Regions from separate parts of the Homo sapiens genome. Here region 2 is linked to region 1. The links are chromatin loops, found by intact Hi-C in ENCODE. Cell type or tissue: endothelial cell of umbilical vein. All regions are shown on one strand.

What was found. Peaks named below come from ENCODE experiments on the same cell type or tissue, not always from the same donor. Only the 100,000 strongest peaks of a DNase experiment are listed, where the experiment ranks them.
Region 2: it touches region 1 in a loop (7-fold over the local background); 13 of 110 quality-filtered maps call a loop at or near these places.

Annotation. Positions count from the first base shown.
Region 1 is chr5:142,148,203-142,156,202 of GRCh38, reverse strand. It overlaps NDFIP1 (Nedd4 family interacting protein 1), which reads right to left. Exons shown (of 8, transcript NM_030571.4): 8 at 1,763-4,472. LOC107986455 (a long non-coding RNA gene) reads left to right here. Exons shown (of 3, transcript XR_001742907.3): 3 at 1-1,792. Among named protein-coding and RNA genes, the nearest start is that of NDFIP1, 43 kb to the right of the region's middle. In endothelial cell of umbilical vein, a CTCF peak has its summit at 4,169 (motif pointing left); a DNase peak (open chromatin) is centred at 4,142; H3K27ac peaks cover 284 bases.
Region 2 is chr5:142,651,719-142,659,718 of GRCh38, reverse strand. The region is part of intron 1 of FGF1 (fibroblast growth factor 1); the gene reads left to right. Among named protein-coding and RNA genes, the nearest start is that of FGF1, 30 kb to the left of the region's middle. RefSeq lists a silencer at 3,763-3,812 and an enhancer at 3,681-3,975. In endothelial cell of umbilical vein, a CTCF peak has its summit at 3,865 (motif pointing left); a DNase peak (open chromatin) is centred at 3,838.

The DNA.
Region 1 (8,000 bases):
TGAACACCTCTTTCACTTTCAACCTAAACTTACTCTCCCCTTTGGGAATTCCCAGTGTATTTCTTTGAGATGTCTTCCACATTAACAGTAGAGCCTACAAAGAACCAACATGCAGAGGCTACTTGTCAAAGGGCACTTTCTGTAGGTAGTCTAAAAGAACACAATTATACACATACACAAACGTGTACAGGTATACGCAAAAGGGAAAAGGAGATGCAAGAGTACTGTACTACTGCTTTAACAAATGCTCTCACCCAATCCACCTTATCCATCTTACAGGATAGAAACACTATTTAGGGTTTAAAATACGCAAAAAAACATTTTTTTTAAATATATAAACCATCTATGGAAGCATATTTTGCCTTCTGTTATGACCCTCATCATTCCTCAACTCATATTCTAAAAGCCTGAGAGGTGAAAATCTTCTGAACAGCTGAACCACCCACAGAACCTGAAAATTATTATACATTTTGCACATGATTAACCTATATTCACCACTGAGGTTTAACCAAGAACCAGATTCACATAGGTAATAGGGGTCACAACTACTTTTTCATAAAATATACCCTCCTACTGGCCAGGTGAGGTGGCTCACGCCTGTAATTCCAGCACTTCAGATTGCTTGAGCCCAGGAATTCAAGACCAGTCTGGGCAACATGGCAAAACCCTGTCTCTACTAAAAATACAAAAATTAACTGGGTGTGGTGGCACATGCCTGTAGTCCCAGCTACTTGGGGAGGCTGAGGTGGGATGGCTTGAGCCTGGAAGGTGAAGGTTGCAGTGAGCCAAGATCACGACTTTGTACTTAAGTCTGGGCAACAGAGCGAGACCCTGTCTCAAAAAAAAAAAAAAAAAAAAAAAAAAAATCTATGCATCCATCTATCTATACAAACACACATCCTCCTACTTTACATAAATGTACAATTCCATGTCTATTCTTAGCATGTTTTCAGTTAAAATTAGATTACTGATGTTTACAAGAAGCACGGTCAAATGATTTTTTTCATTTTATGTCAATGTTTACACGCCAACCCTCCAGAAGGTTGGGACAATGGGAAGAGGGCATTGGACTGGATGTAAAGCCTGAGGCCAGGGGTCTAGTTTTGTTAGGGTCTAGATTCTCACCCCAGAATCTTACCCCCTCAGGCAATCACTCAAATTGAAATATCACTTCTATTGGTCCTGATACTCTACTTCAGTAGTTATCTTACTTCTTCCTTTGAATGTAAACCATTTATAGCTAAGTAGAGTATATTTTAGTATAAGAACACAGTGAAGGCTGGGTGCGGTGGCTCACACCTGTAATCCCAGCACTTTGGGAGGCCGAGGCGGGCGGATCACGAGGTCAAGAGCTCGAGACCAGCCTGACCAACATAGTGAAACCCCGTCTCTACTAAAAATATAAAAATTAGCTGGGCGTAGTGGCGCGCGCCTGTAATCCCAGCTACTTGGGAGGCTGGGGCAGGAGAATCGCTTGAACCTGGGAGGCGGAGGTTGCAGTGAGTGGAGATCGCAACACTGCATTCCAGCCTGGGCGACAGGGCGAGACTCCGTCTCAAAAAACAAACAAACAAAAAACACATAGTGAAGACCAAACAAAATTTCATCTGTACTAATAATGACTCACGGTGGGCCAGAGCTCAAGTCAGTATGTAATAAGAAAGCAAAGGGAAAAAAAAAATCATTTACTTCACTAAAACTTCTGTTGTTTCTTTAAAACTCTAAACAAAATTGACCCTATAAGTAAAGATATTCATTCTTATCATTTTTTAACAAGCAAATTTTAATAATGCCTTTTATTTCTATACAAAGCAATGTAACTTTCTGAAAAAAAAAATGGCTATACAGAACCCTTTAAACATAAGAGTACAGAGTTTCAAATGGCAACAAGAAGTTAAGAAACATAGGGCACTGTGTCGTTATGGGTGAATCCTAGTCGTCCTGCAGCCCAAGGTCCAAGCTAGTTTACTCCATAACCTTAAGTAAATAACCGCGGTTCCTATGAATACCTTTCCAAAACCATTTATTATAAAAACTCACTCTTTATCCATTATCAGTATTAACGTATCAAAGTGAGAAAGAACATGGGAGAGAAAAATGACAATTAATGCAGCGTGAACATTTTCATCCTGAATACCAGTAAGGACTCTAGATGATATATGGTGCCCACTTCATGTGCCTCAAAAGATTTTAATTTTCAGAACATTTAAACGATTAAAGAGAAATCATCCTCTTAACTAGGTATTTTAAAGCGTATCAAACTGTAGGTTTACATTTGACAAAGTCTTATGGACCACCAAATACGTAGAAATAGGAATTCCAAATATTTCAGTTCGTTGAATATACAAAACCAAATAAGGCGCAAGGACCTGAAGAATAAACACAAAGCTAGTCTACAATGTTTGAGTTAACGTGATTTAGGACCCTTCTATTTTGTTCTGCAAGATAATTTACATAGTTCTCTCTGCTATATGTGTCCACATCTATTCAGATTGTTACAGATCTTTTCATTCTGGAACTTAGAACATTATAGGCCATACAAACTTCCAAACTCCATTGTTGCTATAATCTGATTCGAAATGGAAAAAAAAAAATCTTCAAAGAAACTTCCATAAAACTCCCTTCTCTATTATCAAATATAACTTCTGAAAAAGAACACACTACACTATTATTCATAATAATCCATAAACTGGTTAGAGGGATCATTGAAATGTCAATCCAGGAGGCTCCTAATTTTCCTGTTTGGCTTTCAAACAACCCACACTTCTGTGCATTATATACTGATATCCTGAACGACTTCCTATGCTGATTCTGGATATACATACACAGCAGATGAATGGACATTTGCAGCTATCAGACTGTGCTGGTGCTGATTTGTGTAGTAATTTGACCATCTTGGTGTATTTTTTCTTCATATTTCTTAAATAGAAAATGAAAAAAATCAAATGGCTGATATCATAAAAACAACTGGTCTCTAAATTTAAGATTGAGACAAGAATAGAAATCAGGAGAAATGAGGAATCTTTAATTTCAACTGACTGAATGCTCACAGGACTCAAACCAGTTGGTGCATTCAACTGAGAAAAAGAACAAATGAGAACATGCAGAAAACACTGGAAATAAATTATCTAAAATTATGTCTAAAAATTGAAGCATAATTAGGAATTCCAGAATGATTTAAGATCTCTACAACTCCTCTCTACTTTTTTAGTCCATTATCTTTTACAGAACCAATGTTCAAATACATTTTTAGGAATGTATTTAGTAGGATATAAGAGGACTTCTTGTGCTGAAAATGAAGAAAAAAATTGACCCAACATTAGTTTTTTAATCGCATCTACTGAATGATTCCCTAAGATTAGAAAAAATTGCCTTAGCAATCAACAAATGCAAGCCAAGAAATTAAGCACTAATCTACAGTAAAAGGTGCTACACAAGAGATATTTATTAATGTTCTGTTGTATTTACAGTTTTAACATAGCAAACCAAGATGAATTACCACTTGGGCAGAAAGCACATCATTCTACATTATAACCCACTGGTTTCTGCTAACACATTGTAAAAGCAAGTAGTACAGTATGTTAGGGATCATCTCAAAAGTTCCAAGCTACTTCTTTCTTTGCTCCTAAGTACCTAATCCTCTCCTTACTCCCAGACTTTGGCCTAATCACCAGGAGACAAAAGGAAAATAAGGGGGGTGGGGGTGGGGGTGGGGGTGAAGAACGCTAATTATAGAAAGAGTGTCAAGAATTACATTTTAGTAATTAAGCTTCATTTGTATCCTAGTGCTTTCTGTTTTATACAGTGACAACACCTTTAGAATCCCTTAGGTACAATAAGGTACCGCAGAATTGTGAATACAGGCTATAAAAAATTAATGCTTATTATTTACCAATTAAAGACTTATTTTTGACCACACCTTAAATGTATTTTTGCACTATGATTTTGCTTCCAGGTGTTCATACAGAATTGAATAAATTTCTAGATTAACTTGAACAGCAAATATGGATTATGTGCAAAAACACAGTCATAGCAAAAGTTTAACTTTTGAGAAAACCCCTTTAAAATGGCCAGCATTATACATATCTTACAATATTTAATTCCAAGTTCATTTTGAGATGGAGGATGAATAAAGCAAGACTGCCCCCTACCGACTACAGGGACATGGCTCATGCTACTTAAAATGACTACAAACAATATATAAGGCATTATTAATACATCACAGACTTGATTGCAAGAGCTTTTTCAAACATTAACCACTAATGATTCAATGATTACAGAATTCTGCATTAACTATTAAAATTTTACACCTAGGAACAAATAGAGAGAAATGATCTTTTCAACAGTACTTTATTTTTTTAAAGCAGGTGATTATTCCTCTGTGTTCTGCATCTTGATTCACTTCCTGCAGGTGTTCTCTTGCTTCTTGAGAGAGAATTCATAAATGCAGGAAGGCCTTTGCCAGAAAACATCTGCCAGAGAAGGATATTGAATATTGAAACTCTAGTTAGCTTGTTATTTTGGCTAAGAGAAGGATGTAGTCACAAAAGAAGGCAGGATGTTTGGAGACACAAGTGCATTTTAACATAGTTTTAAGATTACTGTATACTGACATCACGGTATTCAATAAACATTAAAATTTCAGTTCTTAAAGTTATCAAGGCCTCTAGAACTAGAAAAAACTGGAATGCTTTTTCTAAAAACTCCTGAAGTCAGGAGTCTCTCTTTCCAAACCTCTTAACAAAAGAATACAATGGAAGCAGTGCTACTGCGCATCCCACACTGAACGCTGTCAGCAATGACTGAAACTTGGGACAGAGAGCATAATCCAAGTGCACAAGTAATTTTCCTAATATACCTGAAGATACTGTTTACCCTAACAATTCCACTAGATATTGCACAAGGAAGCTTTCCAGTAAGGATGCCAACCATGTCATGCTATACCTCAACCGAGCATGGCAAAATTAGAAAACAAGGATAAACTCACAGGTACCACAAATACTTTTAAAAAACAAGTTTTCCTAAAAAGTCATTGTATTTGGGGCATGTTTCTCTTAAAATAATACATGTACTTTCAAACTAAATTTTAAGAAAGGAATATATCTGACTGAAATAAATGCTCTCGAAATAATGCCTACGCATTTTACTAAATGCAGTTTTCATCTAATACTTTGAGGCATTTCTGTACTAGTATATTGTTTTGGTTCTCATGAAAATAACTTGGGAAAAACTACAAGTAATTCCCTATATTAACAATAAAAGAAGAACTATTAAGAATAAAAGAAGAAACACTAAAGAGATACATTTACTGCTTAATAAACATTTATTGAGAAACTATTTTGTGGTACTCAGCAAGAAGTGAGAGTTGGATGGGCTCAAATATCGGCCTATAACTTACTTTTCTATCCTCCAAATTACTATAAAAGCCACAAGAAACTCTTCTATGTCTTTTCTTTCTTTTCTTTTCTTTTTTTTTTTTTTGGAGACAAGAGTCTGTCACTCAGGCTGGAGTGCAGTGGCGCGAGCTCGGCTCACTGCAACCTACACCTCCAGGGCTCAAGCCAACCTTCTGCCTCAGCCCCGCAAGTGACTGGCACTAACAGGCGTGCACCACTATGCCCGGTGTCTTCTGTATCTTTTCTGATTAGATTACTGCGTAAGTATTTAAAAGGCTGCCAAAATGGAGAGAGACTACAAACACACTGGAGGAAATGAACATATTTTAATATTATCAACATTTTTCCAAACTATAAATTCATTTGTGTTGTGATTTGAAGTAAACCACTGAAACTGATACAAGGACATCTTTTCTTTAGATTGAGAGACATAAGAGATTGAAAGACCTCGGAAAGCACAGAGACAGAGACACAAAAATATGAGGAACTCTAAAAGCCAAGCAGAAGCAAAAAAGAAAATTGGCAGATGAATATTAAATGAATGTTTTTGCAATGAGGCCAGACTCATTATAAACATAAATAATTTGTTTTATCAGTTTCTATATATTTTTTTTTTTTTTTTTTTTGAGACGGAGTCCCGCTCTATCACCCAGGCTGGAGTGCAGTGGCACAATTTCGGCTCACTGCAAGCTCCGCCCCCCGGGTTCATGCTGTTCTCCTGCCTCAGCCTCCCGAGTAGCTGGGACTACAGGCGCCCGCCACCACACCCAGCTGATTTTTTGTATTTTTAGTAGAGACGGGGTTTCACTGTGTTAGCCAGGATGGTCTTGATCTCCTGACCTCGTGATCTGCCCGCCTTGGCTTCCCAAAGTGCTGGGATTACAGGCGTGAGCCACCATGCCTGGCCCAGTTTCTTTTAATAGATGAAAACTGATGAAACAGTGACTAGTAGGTCAAAACAGAGTTTGCAAGAATATACAATATGGTACGGACAATTACCTGGCCACTTCCTTAGTTTATGATGCTTTAGCATAGGTAAACAGCTTTAATAGATCCCTCAAAGTCAAAGCCTGACACCCAACAAACATTAAAAATCCCTTTGCTTGTTCAGTAAGAGAAGTAAAAATTAAATTAAAATAAAATATCTCAAGAGGACCTAGAGAGGTCACCAGTGGGTAATCTCAATCACCACACAATCTCCAAATGAAAGACTGCTAGAGGGCACTGCTGTCTGAGACTTGGAGGCTTGAGTGGCAGTGTTACAGAAATGCTGGCAGTACACAAACTGAAGAACAAACAGATCTTAGGGACTCTGGACCGTATTACTAAATTATAGATCAGATCACTTTGTAAAAAAAAAAAAAAAAAAAAAGGAATCCAATAGCCTACAGATCATTTAATTCCAAGAGGAAGACAACCAGTTCTTCTTGGAGACATGTAAATTTTGTTTAGCAAAAATTCTACTGGAAACACCATTTCCCTATTATCTTGCTATCTTATAACATAGTCCAATAAGTAAACCTTTACCTTGAGATGAATTTCCTTTAATAAAATAAAAGAAGTATTAAGGAACAGGAGAAAAATTACAGAAAAGGAGAAATGAAAGTGTCTGTTATCACATGGAAAAAAATTAAAATATTTGATGCCTAATAGGTACAGCTCACTAGGTCACTTTTTTAATTATGAAGGCCCTAGCTCATTAATGCTAGGGCTCAAAAACCTCCTTTTTTCCTTCTATTTCAGATGCAGTTAAAATAAATAATTTTAAAATATATTATGCTTCATATGTACAAGTGCTTTTGGTACCACACAAATAGTGTTAGATATAACCAATCAACTGTGTTACCACCTTATTACTGTAGCTAACTCCTCATTCACCTGGCAGCATCAGAGGAGGTGGTAATCCATAAAAATGTATTTTCCAGTGAACTGGTAAATAAGAAAAGTATAAACACTTTACATTTTTTACCATTTCAGGTACAGATGTTTATAACAGGTATCTGTTTCTTCTGCTTCCTCAGTCACATACTTTTTTTTTTTTTTTTTTTTTTTTTTTGAGACAGAGTCTCGCTCTGTCGCCCAGGCTGGAGTGCAGTGGTGTGATCTTGGCTCACTGCAACCTCCACCTCCTGGGTTCAAGCGATTCTTCTGCCTCAGCCTCCCAAGTAGCTGGGATTACAGGTGCACACCACCACACCCAGATAATTTTTGTATCTTTAGTAGAGACGGGGTTTTGTCATGTTGCCCAGGCTGGTCTCAAACTTCTAACCTCAGGTGACCTGCCCACCTCGGCCTCCCAAAGTGCTGGGATTACAGGCGTGAGCCACTGCGCCCGGCCCAGTCACATACTTCTTGATGGCCACTGTGCACACCTTTAGCAGTTCCTTCTGGCATTTTGTTATGAAGTAGGAAAACAGATAACAGCTTATTAATACATTTTTCCCTCCCTTAAGCTTAAATGGACTCTGAAAAGGAACCTGAGAGCTGCCCCTATGATAGTAGTACATGAGCTTTAATGTTTAGCTTTTGTAATATCTACTTTGACTGATTAGAAGGAGGTGTTTTGGGATCACTTCAAGATTGGTTTATTTGTACTATATTTCA
Region 2 (8,000 bases), 500 kb before region 1:
CTCCCGCCAGCAACTCTCTGAAAGATTTTGTTATTCACATTTTATAGATAAAGCTATGAAGCCTGAGTGGTTTCCTGGGATCTGCTGTCAGGCAGCATTTGAATTCAGTGATGTAACTGCCTGTGCTGGGCACTTAACCACCGCTGACACTGCCTTTCATCATTCTGCTTCAAAGTTCCCCCTTAAAACTGATGCAAGGGCTGGGCGCAGTGGCTCACACCTGTAATACTTTGGGAGGCTGAAGTGGGTGGAATACGAGGTCAAGAGATTGAGACCATCCTGGCCAACATGGTGAAACCCTGTCTCTACTAAAAATACAAAAATTAGCTGGGTGTGGTGGTGGGTGCCTGTAATCCCAGCTACTCGGGAGGCTGAGGCAGGAGAATCGCTTGAACCCGGGAGGCAGAGGTTGTAGTGAGCTGAGATCACGCCACTGCACTCCAGCCTGGCGACAGAGCGAGACCCTGTCTCAAAAAAAAAAAAAAAACTGACGCAAGATCTGGTGAAGCATTTTATCAAAGAAAAATACAAAAAAAATTATTATCTTTTATTTGTAAAAAAAAAAATACATGCCTGTTTCACTATAACAAGGATGGCGACCATGGAACCAAAGTGATAAAGAACCTGAATGAGAGCTCATTTCAGACATTCTTCCCCCAACACACGCCAACACCAGCAAATGCAAGGCTTCAGCATTGTTGGTTATGTAATTGTTCTCCAAAGACATTATACCCAGCTCATCTCAGAGTGCATGCTTCCGCTTGCCTATCCATCCAGGTTTTCTTCTCACAATTACTGAGCCTACCACATGCCAGGCACTGGGGACTCAAGTGACCTGGCAGTTCCTCCCCTGGAAGAGTTCATGATCACGGCAGAAGCATCCCCAGAGCACCATGCACACAGGTACCAGGACGGCAACTCTCCGCAGCCTATACTTTCTCTTCCTTCAAATCTCAACTTAAATGTCACCTCTTCAAGGAGTCTTGCTAGTCGGTCTTACTCTATTTTTCTACCTCAGTTCCTTGATACCGAAGGAAATATCCTCCAAAACACAACTGACAATTTTTCTTTCTTTGTCCTTTAACTCGTGAGTGTGTGCGTGTGTGTGTCTGCTGCCTGTGAAGCCCCACTACAATGTGGTCCCATAAGGGCATGAGCCACACTCTCTTATTCACAAAGGTATCTCCAAGGCATGACACATCCTGGGTGCTTAGTTTGTTGATTGAATGAAAAAAAGTTGCAACCAGATAGTCAAGAGCCTTGAATGCCATGCTAAGAAGTTTGGCCTTTGGCCTTTAGGCAGTGAGAAATAACAGGAAATGTGATCAGGGGCAAGGCATGAACAGATCTGTGAATGGGAAGCCAAGGATGGCCATGTTGTGAATGAGGTAAGGGGAATAAGCTACAGAGAGAAAAACTAGAAGCAATTGCCATGGATAAGGCTTGAGAATTTGCTGGCCTGACCTGAGACACTGATGGAAGGAATATTTAAGAAATATTTAGGTAGAATCATTTGGAGATGCCTGTGGGAGTGAGGGAAAGGGAATATGACTAGGGCATATTAAGTGGCTTGGGCTATTTTGTAACCACTGCACTGTCATTAATTAAGCAAAGGCAATGGAAGAAGGAGAATGCAAGACGTCCACCGTGGGCTGTTATCTGCAGAATGTCCTGGAAGATTTCTTGGAGGTGATGGGAGCTTTGAATGCAAAGACCAGGGTGGAGGCACAGGGCAGGATTTGGGAGTCCTGGGTAGAATGTGAGGCAGACCAGCACTCCCAGAGAGCATATATGCATTTAAGACAGAACCACCTAGGACAGGCCCCTGAGGACACCACACTCCAAAAGGTGGTGAAAGGCAGAGAAGCCAGGGCAAGATACTAAGCAAGAGAAGGAGAAAGAAGACCCAGACACCAGCGTTATTATTGAAACCAGAGGGGCAAGAATTGTCCAGAGTGGGTTGGAAAGTTCCGCTGCCCACTGGGCTGAGAGTCCAGCAGAGAATGTGGTAGAGACCCAGTCTTGGGCAGACACTCGGCCGCAGCCGCAGCCAGCAGCCAGCAGCATGGCGAGTGTGGTGGACCAGGTCTCCTGGGGGTTAAAGGGAACCCAGATAGCAGGAATCTCTGAATCAGTAAAAGTCAAGTCAAAAAAGAACAACATTCACAGCTGACCACACGGCCTCAGGCCACCGCAATCAGGTGTGGGAGGAGACCATGGACAAGCTTTTCCAAGGTTGTTTTGGTGGAGGGGTGGGCTAGATGGGGTACTGCAGAGGGCTGGGGATGCCTGAGAGGTGTTGGGGGGGTGCTGACATCCTTCAGAAAGCTGGGCTGTGCAGAGAAGCAGAGAACGGGGCGGGAGCAGGTGGATGGGCAAGATTCTCCAGGGAGAGAGAACTTAGCAAGTTTGGGGGCTGAAGGGAAAGATTCAGTGGACAGCATCCTTGCCCTCTTGAAAAGTTGTTGTTTTTTCCTTTACATTAGAAAATACCTGCAGTAGGCCTGGGTGCGGTGGCTCACACCTGTAATCCCAACACTTTGGGAGGCTGAGACAGGTGGATCACCTGAGGTCAGGAGTTCAAGACCAGCCTGGCCAATATGGTGAAACCCCATCTCTACTAAAAATACAAAATTAGCTGGGCGTGGTGGCACATGCCTATAATCCCAGCTACTCAGGAGGCTGAGGCAGGAGAATCGCTTGAACCTGGGAGGTGGAGGTTGCAGTGAGCCAAGATCTCGCCATTGCACTCCAGCCTGGGCAACAAAAGCGAAACTCTGTCCCAAAAAAGATAAAAATAAAAATAAAAAAAAATACCTGCAGTAACAAAATAAAATGTGAGTTCCTCCTCAGCCACCCCATCCCACTCCCCAGGGGTAATCATTTTTTCAGTTTTCTATCTATGTGTCTACACATAGATATATGATTTTTAAATTAAGCCATGGGATAATTCTGGATATATTGTCCTGAGGCTTCCTTTTCCCCACTCATATGTGTACATGTGTGTCTAGTGCTCTTTTTCTTATGGCTGCCTGCTATTTGCTTAGACCCATAACTTATTTTATCACTCCATTCTGAAGCAACATTGTTTCCAAATTTTCACTATTACAAACAGCACTGCAGTGAATTTCATGCATTGATGTTTGGGCACTTGTGTGAGTCCTTCTATAGGACAAATTCTTAATGCTGGAGTTGTCAGTCACGGGGTCTACACATAAGTATGCTGTTTTCCTTGAAGGGCTTCTTGGATTGGTCTGCTCTTCCCTTATGGACTGGGAATGAAAAATGTGGGGAAGAAGATAGATTTCCAAGGAGGCATGTAAATGGAAAACAAGGCTTTAAAGTATCCCAACTGAATAACAGCTTTTTTTTTAATCAAGATATTGTGGGTTACTATATTTATACATAGTAACACTTATTAACCTGATAAGATGGACCAGGTAGAAATAACTCTCAGAGAGGTAACAGTCTGCTCTTCTCGGTTTAACCATCCATTTTCTATGGCTAGAGTCAATATTGGAAGAAGATACTGGTTCCTGAGGGCACATTTAGATGTGTTAAAAGAGTTATGATGTGGGAAATTTGTTCACAGATTTCAGGGAGATCAAAGACTTAAGTCCATTAGAAATTTTAAAAACAATTATATTCCTAGGACTTGGTATTTAATATGTGAAGTCATCAGTTTAATTATATTTTCAGATCATTCTTTGGCACAGAGTGAGGAAAACCCTCCCTCACTCTTGCAGAGAACGCAAAAACACTCAGGAAAAACAAAGCTGAAGTGTAAACAGTCTCTTTGCAAGGGTCCTCTGATCTCACCAGCGCGGCCAGCACACTGAGCTCGGAGCGCCCTCTTCTGGCTGCGGGCTCCCCTGCACCAGCCTGGCTCCCGCCCACAGGATAAGTCGGGTTTTCAGTGTTTGGAAAGCTGCTCTGGCTCTCCCGTTCCAATATCAGCACATCCTTCAGCTTCTTCTGCTGTGGCCACTGAAACCCCAAGATGTTCTTTCTCAATATTTGTGCAATATTTTCAAGTTACTCTGGGCTCTGCCTCCTCTGTAAGAAGGATTTCTTGATGACTAGTTTTTAAAAACACCCTTCTTAGATCTGAGTTAAGCTATTGGGATTGCAGTTACGTTTGTTAACTGTCGGGAATTAGTAATTTTGGATAAGCAAGAACTAGATCTAGAAGCCAAAGGAGAACAGCAAGCAGGTCTATGTGTCATTACCCAATGCCTGTGAGCAAAGTATGGCTGAGATTGACGTTTTCTGTCCACTCTGGAAAGCTGTCAGAACCTTAGGTCAGCCTCATAGTTCTTGTATTCATTTAACAACTATTTGCTGAGTACCTATGGTGTGGTGGGGAGTGTGCTGGGAGCAGGTCTCAATGGTGGACGAGATGAGGGAAGGGCCGCTTCACTTATTATGTGTGATACCTAGGCAGTGTTAATATTGCAAAATGCTTGGAATTTTACAAGCGTCATAAAGGGTTACCGAAGCCTCCATCATGTTCTTTCAAATTCCCAGTTAATCTATCCTGTGCTGCTATTACCACGTTGAACCAAGTTAATCCTCTCAACTCAGCAATGGCTCCTTCCTAACTTCTTGAAAGGCACCATTCGGTCCTCCAGGGAACATGCTTGTAATCTGTTATGATAGGAAGGAGGAAGCAGCATAAACGAAAACAGTTTTTCCAAAGAACTGACTGTTTTCCTTGGAGCTGGGGTGGGCCAGAGCTGAGGCCCGGCCCTGTTTGGATGTGGGAGCCTGCGGTTACCTGGCTCTATCTTCATCAACCCTGCTGGGTGAGCCACAGGCCTGCAGCCCTCTGCTCTCCCCTGCCTGCTCCTCCTGCAGGTAGAAGAGAAGCCCCTTCTCCCTCTTTCTCTCTCTCAGTCCCGTGTGAATGCCTGGGGCCCACTCGCCAGGCAAAGGGAGATTGGCCCCTGGAAGGAGCCAACCCTAAAGAGGGAGTGTTTCCTTCCAACGAGGCCACAACATTCATGGAGTCGAAGACAGCAGATGGCAGCCCTGGTGGAAGAGCCAGGCAATGTCATCCAAGACAGATAAGGAAAGGACACAAGGCCAAGGGCTGGAAGGTATCAAATCGCAACACAATGTCCAAGATTCCACTAGTTATTTATGCCCCACTTTTGCTAAAACTTCAGATGAACCTCGAAGGGGCAGACATCCTTTCTTCCTCACTTATCTTGGCTTTATAACCACAGCTTGATATTTCTTTGGGAAAAGTAAGAATCTTTCTACTATCCAAAGTTCAATGAACTATCGAGCAGTTCATTATAAGTGAACTTGCCTTCTTAAAGCTAACGTTCTCTCTAAAATCATTGAGTTCCAAGAAGGTGGTACAAAAGGATTGTATTTTGTGAGCTTGCTGCATCAAAAGTCCCCAAATTTCATGTGCCCTTTCCCAAATTATGCTGTTCACTTAAATGCATTTTAACTCTCCAGATATTTATTGAGCTGAGCACTGTGTTAGAAAAAGACCTGGATGCTGCCCTCAGGAAATTCACAGACCAAAAGATGAGATAGATGAATAAACAGATCATGTCAGTCCAGCATGGTAAATGAGATGTTAGAATTACATACAAGGTGGAACTTTTCTTTTTTGAGACAGAGTCTCGCTCTGTTGCCAGGCTAGAGTGCAGTGGCATGATCTTGGCTCACTGCAACCTCTGCCTCCCAGGTTCAAGCAATTATCCAGCCTCAGCCTCCCGAGTAGCCGGGACTACAGGTGCACGCCACCACGCCCAGCTAATTTTTGTATTTTTAGTAGAGATGAGGTTTCACCATGTTGGCCAGGCTGGTCTTGATCTTTTGAACTTGTGATCCACCCACCTCAGCCTCCCAAAGTGCTGAGATTACAGGCGTGAGCCACGGCACCAGGCCCAAGGTGGAACTTTCAAGCCTCTGCCCTCATGGTCTGGAGGGAGAGCCTGACTTAATCAGAAAATACAAAAATAAAAGTAGAATTTAAGCCCCAACCGGTGTCGTAGAAGACAGGCAGGCAGCACAATGAGAGCTGAGGGGTAGAGGAGGACATCCCTGAAGAAGTCACAGCTGAGATCTGAAAGATGGGTCAGGGTTAATTCGCTGTAGGGGGCAGTGAACAGTGGTCCAGGCAGTGAGGAGAGTGTGTGCAAAGGAACTGTGGCAGGAAGGCACGTGACGTATCCCAGGGGCCAAATCAAGGCTGGTATGGCGAATGCACAAAGCTAGAAGGGGAGACTGGGAGGCCGGGCTGGAGAGGTCAGCAGGGCTGGACCCCATGTAGCATCTGGTGGACCACAGCCTTCACTTCTATGTGCTCCTTTCCTCTTCTGCCTGAAGGAATCAGAACAGCACCTACCTCATAGGAATAAGTGAGTCCATTTTTGTAAGGCACTTAGAGGAGGGTGCCGCAACTACCGGCTGCCGTGACTGTTGTAATTATCCCCCTCGTCATCCTCGCCAGGTTGAGCTGGTGGAGGAGGACCCTGCTGGCTCAGGTCGGATGTGTCTTTTTAACAATTCACACTCGATATGTGGGCACAGCTCCACAGAGGTCTCAGAGGCCACAGAAATGAGCATAAACTCCTGTAAAGGTAACCGCTGGCTTTCTGGAGACGCTCTGCATGAATGACTGGCTGGGCTGCCGACCACAGGGCTCAAAACAGCCACCAAGAGTTTATCCCCAAATACCCAGGGAAGAAAACGAGACAGAGGAAGGAGGATGGAGCCTCCCAAGAGAAGGCTGTCTATAAATGGAAAGTGACACTGAAAGAAAACAAATCTTATTTGATGTGAACCCATTTTTGACTCTGTCTGGAAATCCAGGGCAGAAGGAAGTGGAGGGGACAGGGAGTGAGTGAGCAGATGTGCCCAGCATGAGCCTGCCCGCCCGGGGCCTGGCGTGGACACACGTGTGCACTATGACGAGGTGATGAGGAAGGGCTGCGGCCACCGCCGAGGCACCCACTCCTCCAGCCAGACCCAGACAGACGCAAGCACTACTGGGCTGCTTCTGTGCTGTGATGTGTGCCAGGCTGCACGTGTGGGCCCAGGGCTGAGATGGAGAGTAGTGGCCTGGGGTGGGCACAGGCAATGTGGGGAGAAGATTCAAGGGGACTGCAAAGAACACCATGGGGCTCCTGGGCCCTTCTGTTTCCTAAAGGGGGTCTTCAGGGTAATTAGCTCACAGGGTCCTTGTGAGGGGCCTTGAATGGGATGACCTACACAGGAAGGGCCTAGTAAGTAATGAATCAGCGCTCTCTTCAGAGCAGTGCAGAGCCTCCATCACCCAAGGCTTCTAGGTCCAGTTCTAAAACTCACCTGCCCCATAGCACTAGGTGACTTCTGAATGTCCCAGCGCCTCTTGTGTTTCTTCATCCTCAGCCATTAGAGAAGAACTACGACCTTACAATTTAAATGGCTCTACTTCAAAAACGTTAACAAGAAGAAGCACCATTTGGCAACATGTTTTTACTATGTGCAAACACTGTTAAGAACCTTCCCAGGAGGTTATAGCCCAAATAATAAGACCTGGCTTCAGAATGTCTGGGTTCAAATCCCAGACCCATTCCTTCCTGGACATGTGGCCCTGAGCAATTATTTAACTTCTCTGGGTCTGAGTCTCTTTGTCTGGAAAATGGAAGTGCTAATAATTCCTCCATTGCAGCGTTCAGAAAGGACTATGTGAGGCAGTGCAGAAAGAGGCATTTAATAGAGCGCATGGTACGAAGCACTTAATAAACGTTCATGTTTATCGTTATTACAAATTCTCTCAGATTAGGCCACCTATTACCCCTGTACTACAGCCCAGAAATTTGAGGCTGGAAAGAGGTTAAGTGTCCACATGGTGGAATATTATTCAGCACAAAAAAAAAAAAAAATGAGCTACCAAGACACAAAAAATATATGGAGGAATTTTAAAGGCATATTACTAAATGAAAGAAGACAATCTGAAAAGACTATGTTCTGCATGATGTCCACTATAAGACATT